Regions from separate parts of the Mus musculus genome. Here region 1 is linked to region 2. The links are chromatin contacts, found by POLR2A ChIA-PET in ENCODE. All regions are on one chromosome and are shown on one strand. Each heading gives the region's core, a stretch centred on a gene start or an enhancer-like site at or near the end of the contact. The rest is flanking DNA. Distances are from core to core; before and after follow the strand shown.

Region 1 (4,584 bases), core at 726-3,225, 55 kb before region 2:
CTGGGGTACGTGAGACTGAGATGAGGTCTGAACAGACTCACCTTACCCTCAGGCCCACTGCTGAGAGGCAGAAGCAGGAGGACCATAAACCTCAGCAGCTCCGGCTCCTAGTGAGTTCTAGGCTATCTCGAGCCACACGGAGAAACTATCGTAGTAATATAATGATGGTGACACGCTTACGGCTCTAAAGCTAGAAGACACCACTACACTCAGGTCAAAGACCTTCGCACGATCCCATAGCTAAGGACTGGAGGCCAAAGGGATTCTATCCAGCCACTACCCACCTACCTAAAGCGCCTGCTGTTCAGCAGGCACCTCAAAACATCTGGAGGTGGGGGGTGGGGAACCTGACATGCATAAGGACTTGTGTTAATGTTTTAAATATTCGCTAAAGGAGTTTTCTAGGTTTAATTTTTACGAGGAAAGGCTCATTAATCCCTAATCGCATAGATCACATTAACAGCTATTTTCAAACTCAGCTGTGCCAGTTAAGGCTATAAAATATTGTTGGGAACACACAAACAACCAAAACTTCTGCTCAGTAATGGTTTTGACCAGAAACTCATCCGCCGGAGTCAGTTTTTCCTTATTTGTGCCCAAAGGCCCAACAGACTAAACATTACAGCTGCCCCAATTTTCTAATTTCAACTTGCATTTATGATAACGCTTTTGTTTCGTGTACGGCGCTCAGGCTGCTGACACAGCTGGGCCGCTTCTTTGTAATAAACACAGGGCTTCTATATTTAAAAGTACAGTGCAACTTTGTTGTAACATCCCCTCCCCAGTCTCCGGGCTAATTTTCTGTCTTCCAAGCTCCACCTCCATCCCATGATTTTTTTTTTTTTTTAAATCAGTGACGCTCCAAACAGCCTCCGGGAAAGCCGGCTCTGTTCTTTCAAGACATCTCATCCCAGTGGTATTTTTCTTCTCCGCAGTTTGCCGTGTGTTTGAAGAGGAAAGGGGAGTTAGAAGGAAAATAAGAGACATTCTGCAAAAGCCTTGAGGCGAGGGTTGCTGGGGGGGGGGGGGAGCGGTGGACCGGGCTCGGGTGCACGCGGCGGGGGTCCTAGAGCCCAGCCGGCGACAAGGGATCGGCGGGGGTCTGGCGATAGGGAGCAGCGGGGTGGTCTCCAGCCGCTGTTGACAGTAACTGGAGCGCAGCGGGCACGCCCCGGCCCGCCGAGTAGGAAGGGGGCGGCGGAGCAGGGTGTGGGCCGAGGGGGCACCCGGGCGGGGGGAGATAAGGCGAGGCCCAAGTTAATCATCACCTCCCGAGCGCCTGGAAAAGTACGGGCTGAGGGCGGGGTACAGCCGCGGGGAAAGCGAAACTCCTCTCGCAGCGGGCCCGAGAGCGGCCGCCGCGCTCCTCCGGCCTCCGAGAGCCAAGCTCCCATCCACGGGAGCAACTACACTGCCTGCTCCCAAACTCACCCCGAACACGGCTGCAGAAGTCAGCCAGAGCCACTAAGCAAGTAAACTCAACTAGAGCAAAAAGTGACACTGTTCCCATACCGGGAGTCGAACCCGGGCCGCCTGGGTGAAAACCAGGAATCCTAACCGCTAGACCATATGGGAAGTGCTGCTACAAGCACTGCTGTGACCCACCTGACTAGCGTCAGCGCCGCTACCACTCAGCCACTCTGCTGCAACTCGCGCCGCCGAAGCCGCCCCCGCGGCCGCTGCCCCACGCGCGGGCACGAGCCCGGCGGAGCGCGCGGGCGTGGCGGGGGGGAGGAGCGGGGCCGGTGCGCGCCCCTGGAAAGTTCTGAGCCGAAGCCGGGCGCCCCGTGCGCTCCCGGAACGGGCGGCTGCGCCTTTCTTTCTCAGCCGTCAGGTCCCGGGCTGCTCCCCGGTCACAGAGCGGGCGGGCAAGCCGGCAAAGCCGAGGGCGGCGCCGGCTGTGGGAACGGCGGCGTGCGGCCGGGGCTGGGGGGAGGCGATCGAGCCTCTCGGCTGCGAGCCAGCTCGGGAGTGGAGGTTCTGGATCCCGGGAGGCGTGAGGACCGCGGGATGGAGCCTGGGTCGGACGCTCGGGGCCCGCGGCTCCGGTCCCGTCGCGCTTTCGTCCCTTCTGGGTGACCTCAACCCCTTTATACCGACCCCACCTCTCAGGCGCCGCGAGTACCGCCCCGTGGGGGAGGGGAAGAGGCGGTGACAACCGCGCGCGCGGGTTGGGCCGTCGCGGCCGCCGTAGTCCACCCGTGGAAACGCCGTACCCGGGGGGGACGCCGAGACCGAGAGGTCCTGGCTTGAGCCACCGGCGGACATCAGTGAGCGGGATCGCGGGCTGCCCGCGGAGCTGCCGCCGTCATGTGAGTCGGGTCGGGTCGGGTCGGGCTTGCGCCGCCAGGCGCCCGCGAGTGGCCTCCTCCCGCCCCTCCGCTCGCCCGGGGCCGCCCGACCTGCGGGGCCGGTTCTCTCGGAGACGCGGCCGCCCTCTAGGCAGGAGCCGGGGACTCGGGTGCCGCCCCCGCCCGCCCGCCGGGGCCCGGGCCCGGGGCCGGGGTGGCGCTGCGGCCTCAGACGTCCAGGGGCTTTTCCCAGCCTCGCGTCCCCAGAACGAATGAATTAGCTAGAAGGGCACGGGAAAGAGAAATACTTTGAGACTTCTTCATCTCGGTGCAGTGTGATTTACCTTCACCGGAGAGCAGTTTTCCACGGACTTTAGCTTTACATAAATAATACAACTGCTTTGCTAAGACAGAAGTCCGAAAACAGCCTTATATCCCATTTTTTAACAACTGTAAAAATTCCTTTCAATTTTTGGATAAGCTTAGAGTTGTTTTTATCTTTTCAGGGCCGACTACTGGAAGTCACAACCAAAGAAATTCTGTGATTACTGCAAGTGCTGGATAGCAGACAATAGGCCTGTATGAAATTTTTATTAAAATATTCACGTGATGTGTTGTTTTTTTGACTTTAGTGTGTATAAGCCACTTTCGTGTATAGTGCTCTTTATTCTTCAAAACCTAAAAAGGTTTCTTTTGTTTGATTCCTCTTATGAAAGCTATAGCCTTCTCCTTTTCATCAATCTGACTTTGATTTTAAGGCCAAATTATTTCTGGGGACTTTGAGGAAATGGACAGTGAGTGGGATAATCTTGTTTATGGAATACCTGCCCCTTAAAAAGGAATATTGTAGTTTTTCCTGTTCTCCACAGGAAGGAGAACAGCATTATTCCCTGGTGAGATACAAAGGGAGCAGCTGTAATATACCTTATGCTGAAAGCCTTGAGCCCACTATTTTTGCAAGGGGGTTGGGGGCGGTGATTTTTCAAGACAGGGTTTCCAGACAGCAACTCACTCTGTAGACCAGGCTAGCCCGCAGCCCACAGAGATCTACTTGGCTTTGCTTCCCAAGTGCTGGCAAAAAAGGTGTGTACCATGGCTAGACTCCTAGATCCAACTTTTTGTTTGTTTGTTTGTTTTTTTGTTTTTCAAGACAGGGTTTCTCTGTATAGCCCTGGCTGTCCTGAAACTCAGGCTATTGTAGACCAGGCTGACCTCGCGGAGTGCTGGGATTAAAGGTGTGCACCACCACTTAGATCCAACTTTTAAAGCATAAAGTAAGACGTCAGCTGGCTTTCTTCCCTCTTAGACATTCTACAATCAGACAAGCTACTGTATCAAAAGCTGTGGGCTATGGGGACTGGAGAGATGGCTTCACAGTCAGTAACAACTCCTGCTCTTGCAGAGGGTTGAGGTTCAGTTCCCAGTACCCACATGGCAGTTCGACACTACCTGTAACTCCAGTTTCAGGGTGTCCGACAGCCTCTTCTGACCTCCATTAGCGGCTATGCTCATGTCCTTACACACTCACAGGGGCGTAGACCCAGAAAATACGTTTTGAAAAACTACAGGGTCAGCAAGGGCAGAGGTGGTTCCCATCTTTAATCCCAGTATCCAGAGGCTATTAAGCAGATCTCCGAGCTCAAGGGCCGCTTGTTCTACAGAGTGAGTTCAAGGACAGCCAGATCTACGCAGAGAGATCCTGTCTTGAAAAAGCAAACCCTATAGTGTCTTGCATATACATAACGTATTACTTGGCAGAACTATTGTACACCACGGAATGATGCCATATTTTGTGCTACAGTCTGCCATTACACACTACTAAATCATCTTAGGCTTTGAGAGGAGTTTTGCTCTTCCCTTTGGCTTTGCTAGTAGGTGCTAAAGATTGTGCATATTTTATTTGGCTTAGGCTAATCCCTACCAAAACTGCCATGAGATTTTAAAACCACATAAATTGAAAAAAATATCCCAGGAGGTACCTATGCAATAAAATAACTTTAATGAGTTATGAAAATAAATTATCTTTCTAGAGGTCTGTGTGCATCTCCCTACATATCTAGTAATTTATTAGTGAAAACTATTTAATTTTGAATGGTGCTTTAATACAGTATTCTTTGTGTGGTATAATCAGCTGTAAGTAACTCGGTATAGGAACAATAGAGACAACTGTTTGCCTTACAAACTCTAGCTTTAAAGAGGTACTCTGAGGAGTATATTAGAATAGCTCCATTAATACATCATACAGGGTTTGATTGACAGGACTTTTAGGGTACTTCTTATTTCTTTCCACCAG
Region 2 (4,064 bases), core at 797-3,296:
GCCTATATTAATCCATTGGTCTTCCCTAGTATCATACTCATATACTGTGACTCGGTTCTTTTTCCACTGTGGGGTGGTAGAGGTGATGAGCAGCAACTTTTGGTCATGATTGACAATCTGGTAGTTGTGGGTTTCTGAGTCCAGTGGGATATTACTAATCCGCCTCCACTCTCCTCTAGCAGGGTTGTAGACCTTCATGACTGGGATGTCACAGATACAATAGATTTCCTCTTTGAAGACACAGGCTTCTTGAAAGTCACTTCGTTTGAGAGATGCACAATTCAGCCACATATTATGGCTAGGATCATAGCAGAGCATGCGCTTACTGTTGACAGCGTAAAGATAATTCTGAACCACTATTAGTTCAAATGAATAAAAGGAATGTGGTACAGGAGCCACCAATGCCCATTGGTTCCTCTGGACACTGTAGCATTCCACTTCCTTCAATTTAACTCCAGTAATCGGGTCTCTCCCACCCAAGATGTAAATGTAGCCATTCAGATAGGCTACATCCATACCCTCTCGACACAGCAAGCGGTCTGCCAGCTGATGCCAACTATTTTGGGCTGGTTTATACACCCATAGGTCTTTCCTGGGCTGGGCAGCAAGATAGATGTCATGGTCTGGAGAGACACAAACAGCTGAAGATGTAATGGTCTTAGTGTGTGCCAAGCTAGTCAAAGGAGACGGCATTGTGTAAATATCTCCGGAATAAGGGTCGTAACAGAGAAATGGATCTCGGGGGTGCCCAAAAAATATTACCATCTCTTTGGCACACATACCCAACCTTTGGGGTGGATTTTCTGCTACCGATACAACTGAGCTACTGCTGCTGCTGCTATTGCTGCTATTATTGCTATCACTGCTGTGGCTGCTATTTGGCTTGGCAACCACTGACTTGTACAACCTATCACCAAATCGCAGCTGCCGGAGAGCCCCTTCAATAATGTCCAGGCAGTATTTCTTCACAATAGGCTTGCTCAGTAGCCCTCCCAGGTAGTCCTGCTCTTCTGCAGGGAAGTGCGCCCAACGAATACACTTAAAGACTTCCGCAGCACTGGGACCCCGCTCTTTCGGAGCAGCCTCCAGCCACTGCACCGCCACATGACACACAGTCTTCTCACTCTCTACATCCAAGCTGTCCAGACGCAGGACGGCCAGCAGCTGGGCCAGGGTCAGATCTGCCAGCGTCTCCTCCCGAATGGACCCCATCCTGCTGAGCTGCTTGAAGTTGTGAGCTATGAAGGACTGGGCCTGAGATCGCAGCTTGTGGTGGTCAAAGGCATCGGCAAACTTGAGGATGGCAGTGCAATTGGTCAGGTCAAGGCGGCGAGCCAGGAAGGAGGCACAGGCTTCGCGCACGTACTCCAGCTGCAGCATATCCGAGGCCGCGTACAGGCGCTGCACGTTGGCCTCGCTGAGCGACACGCGACCAGTGTAGCAGTAGTCCACCAAGACCTCGAAGGACTCGGCATCCACGTCGTGGATCGTCACGCTGGCCTGCTGGCTCTCGTACATGCCCCCCGTGAACATGCTCTTGAAGTAGGGGCAAGCGGCCGCCAGCACGTTGCGGTTGCACGAGAAGAGGCGCCCCGTGCCCGGCCCGCTGCCAGGCGTCACCACCTCGATGGTCACATCGCACAGCAGCCGCGCGTCGTAGAAAGACTTGAGCTGTGCCAGGAGGGCTGCGGAATGGGCCGCGTCCTTTAATTCCTCCGGGCCCGTGAAAAAGGCCGACACCGAGGGCTTGGAAATCCTCTTGGGCCGCCTCCCGCCGCGGGGGCTGGCGAGGCGGCGAGAGCGCGGGGCGTCTTCCCGGGACTGCATGGTGGAGATGGCGGCGGGGCGCCGAGGGCGAGAACGGCTGCAGACGCCCGGCTCCTCCTCACGCCTCCCTCGCCGACGCCGACTCAGCGGCGTCCCAGAACAAACTCGGCTCGCGGCCGCAATTACTCAGCTGGGCCTTCGGGGCGGAGCCGTCTGCCTTTATCGCGTAGTCCCCGGCTGACTCACTGTTTCCCTTCACGCCCTTTCTCAGCCCTTAGCTCACCCTCACACGACCCTGGGGTCTAGCCGCAGGAGCAGCTTCTGCCGAGCGGGCGAGACGGGTAGATGCCCGGACGAACTACTCTTCCCAGGTTGCCTTTCGCGCGCCTCGATGCATGACGGGATCCTCCGGCTCACGGACTATATGAAGAGGCCGAAGCCGCTTTGCATCTTGGGAATTGTAGTTTACATAACCTCTTTATTTTTTTTTTTCTGTTACTGGGTCCTTCACTGAGGTAGAAAGTGGATAGTATCCGGAATTTGATACTTTAGGTTTCAGTCTTGCATAGTGGCATACATATTTATCCCAGCACCAGGGAGGCTGAGGCAGGGGGATCTCTTGAGTTTGAGAACAACTTGGTCTGCATAGAGAGTTCCAGGACAGCTTGAGCTATGTAGAGAGAACCCATCTCACTAAAATAAAATAAAATATAATGGCTTTCAAGTCCAGAGTAAAAGTATCCACTCTATTATTTGTTTGCATGACTTCCTCCTGAAAACTTTATTGAATTTGAAAACTGAGGATAGCAGTATTTTAGTTTTGTGAAGACTGAATGGTATGTGCAATTTACAGAGTTCTTTTGTTGTGGATAGCCCTGGGGCTAATTATATTTGATGTTAATTCCATTCTCCTGTGAGTGGTTGTGAACAAGGGATGAGTTGGCACCCAGGTGATTTCCTGTAAACCTGATTCCACCTTAATTTGAAAAATAAAGGAGAGCTGATGATTGGGCAGATAAAGGGAAGGTGGAGAGAGAGAAGATGAAGAGTAAAAGGAAGAAGAAGAAAAGTGGAGCAGAAGCACATGGCCTGGAGAAACTGAAAGTTCTAAGGGGTCACATAAGACGTGGAAGACCGTAGTGTAGACATACAGCACGTATTTATATTAGCTGAGCTGTGTTTTCATTGCCAGGGCATATTTGGGTTGGAGTTTTACTGCAACATTCTTTATTTTATTAGAAATATTAAAGTTACAGACTATTTTTAAAATGCAAAATCAAGCATTACTGTTTCTTACTTACTCTTATAGAAACACATCTACTAATTTGAAGCCATGAGCCATTAAAAGACTGTAAATTTCTGCAAATAACTTCTTTTTCACTTGCAGCTTAAATGCACACACACAGAGGTTTTCTTTTTTCTTTACTTTCTTTTGTTGTTGTTGTTGTGAGACAGGGCTTCTCTGTTTAGCTCTGGCTGTCCTGGATCCACCTGCCTCTGCCTACTAAGTGCCAGGATTAAAGGCATTGCTGGGATTAAATAAAGGTGGTGGCACATGCCTTTAACCCCAGCACTGAGGAAGAAGAAGCAGGGAGCATTTGATCGAGACCAGCCTGGTCTACAAGAAGAGCCAGGGCTACACAAAGAGAATCCCTGTCTCAAAACAAACAACCCATGCTCAGAAAAACAAAAAAAAAACCAAATTACGTAGATTCATTAGGAAGTATTGGACGACTAATTTGAGGACCTAAGAACATTTATGGAAGCCATTCAAATGTCTAGACTAGGTATAAACAAAGACGTGGTTTTGTTTCCTCATTGTTACAGTTTTAACAGGAAATGTTCTATAAATACTTAGGTATTGGTGAGTTTGGTTGTCAGCTAATGGGCCTTTGAGAAGTGACTAGATCCTAGGGGTTCACTACTGTGCAACTAATGGGTCTTTTCTAAAAGTTTAATTAAGTTGAGTCTTCATTACATTTGTGCTTCTGCTGTGTGAGAGTGTGTGGCACACGTGTGAAGGTTAGAGCATAACTTGATGCAGTCTGTTTTCCTTCCACCATGTGGGTTCTGATGATCAAACTCAGGCCTTGAGGCTTGGGAACAAACAAGTGCTTTTCCTAGCTAAGACATTTCACCCATCCTGCAGGTTGAATGTGAGAAACCAGGAGCCGATAGCAATGTAATGCAAAGGAGAATCTTCTCGGGAAATGATTCTGAAACAACTAAATCAAAGTCAACAGTGTTAATTGACTCCCTTCCTTAAACTCCAAGAAAAAAATAAATCAAGATAAAAC

Evidence for each region. ChIA-PET counts read pairs that join two places held with the same protein, here RNA polymerase II (POLR2A).
Region 1: POLR2A ChIA-PET joins it to region 2 with 10 read pairs in Patski. The contact joins the promoter of Wbp4 here to the promoter of Kbtbd7 in region 2. POLR2A ChIA-PET finds 5 or more read pairs at or near these places in 2 of 5 experiments (Patski and embryonic stem cell).

What each region holds. Positions count from the first base shown.
Region 1 is chr14:79,478,659-79,483,242 of GRCm38, reverse strand. It overlaps Wbp4 (WW domain binding protein 4), which reads left to right and starts at 1,975. Exons shown (of 10, transcript NM_018765.3): 1 at 1,975-2,312; 2 at 2,798-2,870. The coding sequence starts at 2,311. Elf1 (E74-like factor 1) reads right to left here and starts at 2,049. Exons shown (of 9, transcript NM_007920.4): 1 at 1,606-2,049. n-TEttc4 (a tRNA gene) reads right to left here and starts at 1,575; the gene lies at 1,504-1,575.
Region 2 is chr14:79,424,493-79,428,556 of GRCm38, reverse strand. Kbtbd7 (kelch repeat and BTB (POZ) domain containing 7) reads right to left here and starts at 2,046. Exons shown (of 1, transcript NM_001024135.2): 1 at 1-2,046. The coding sequence starts at 1,827.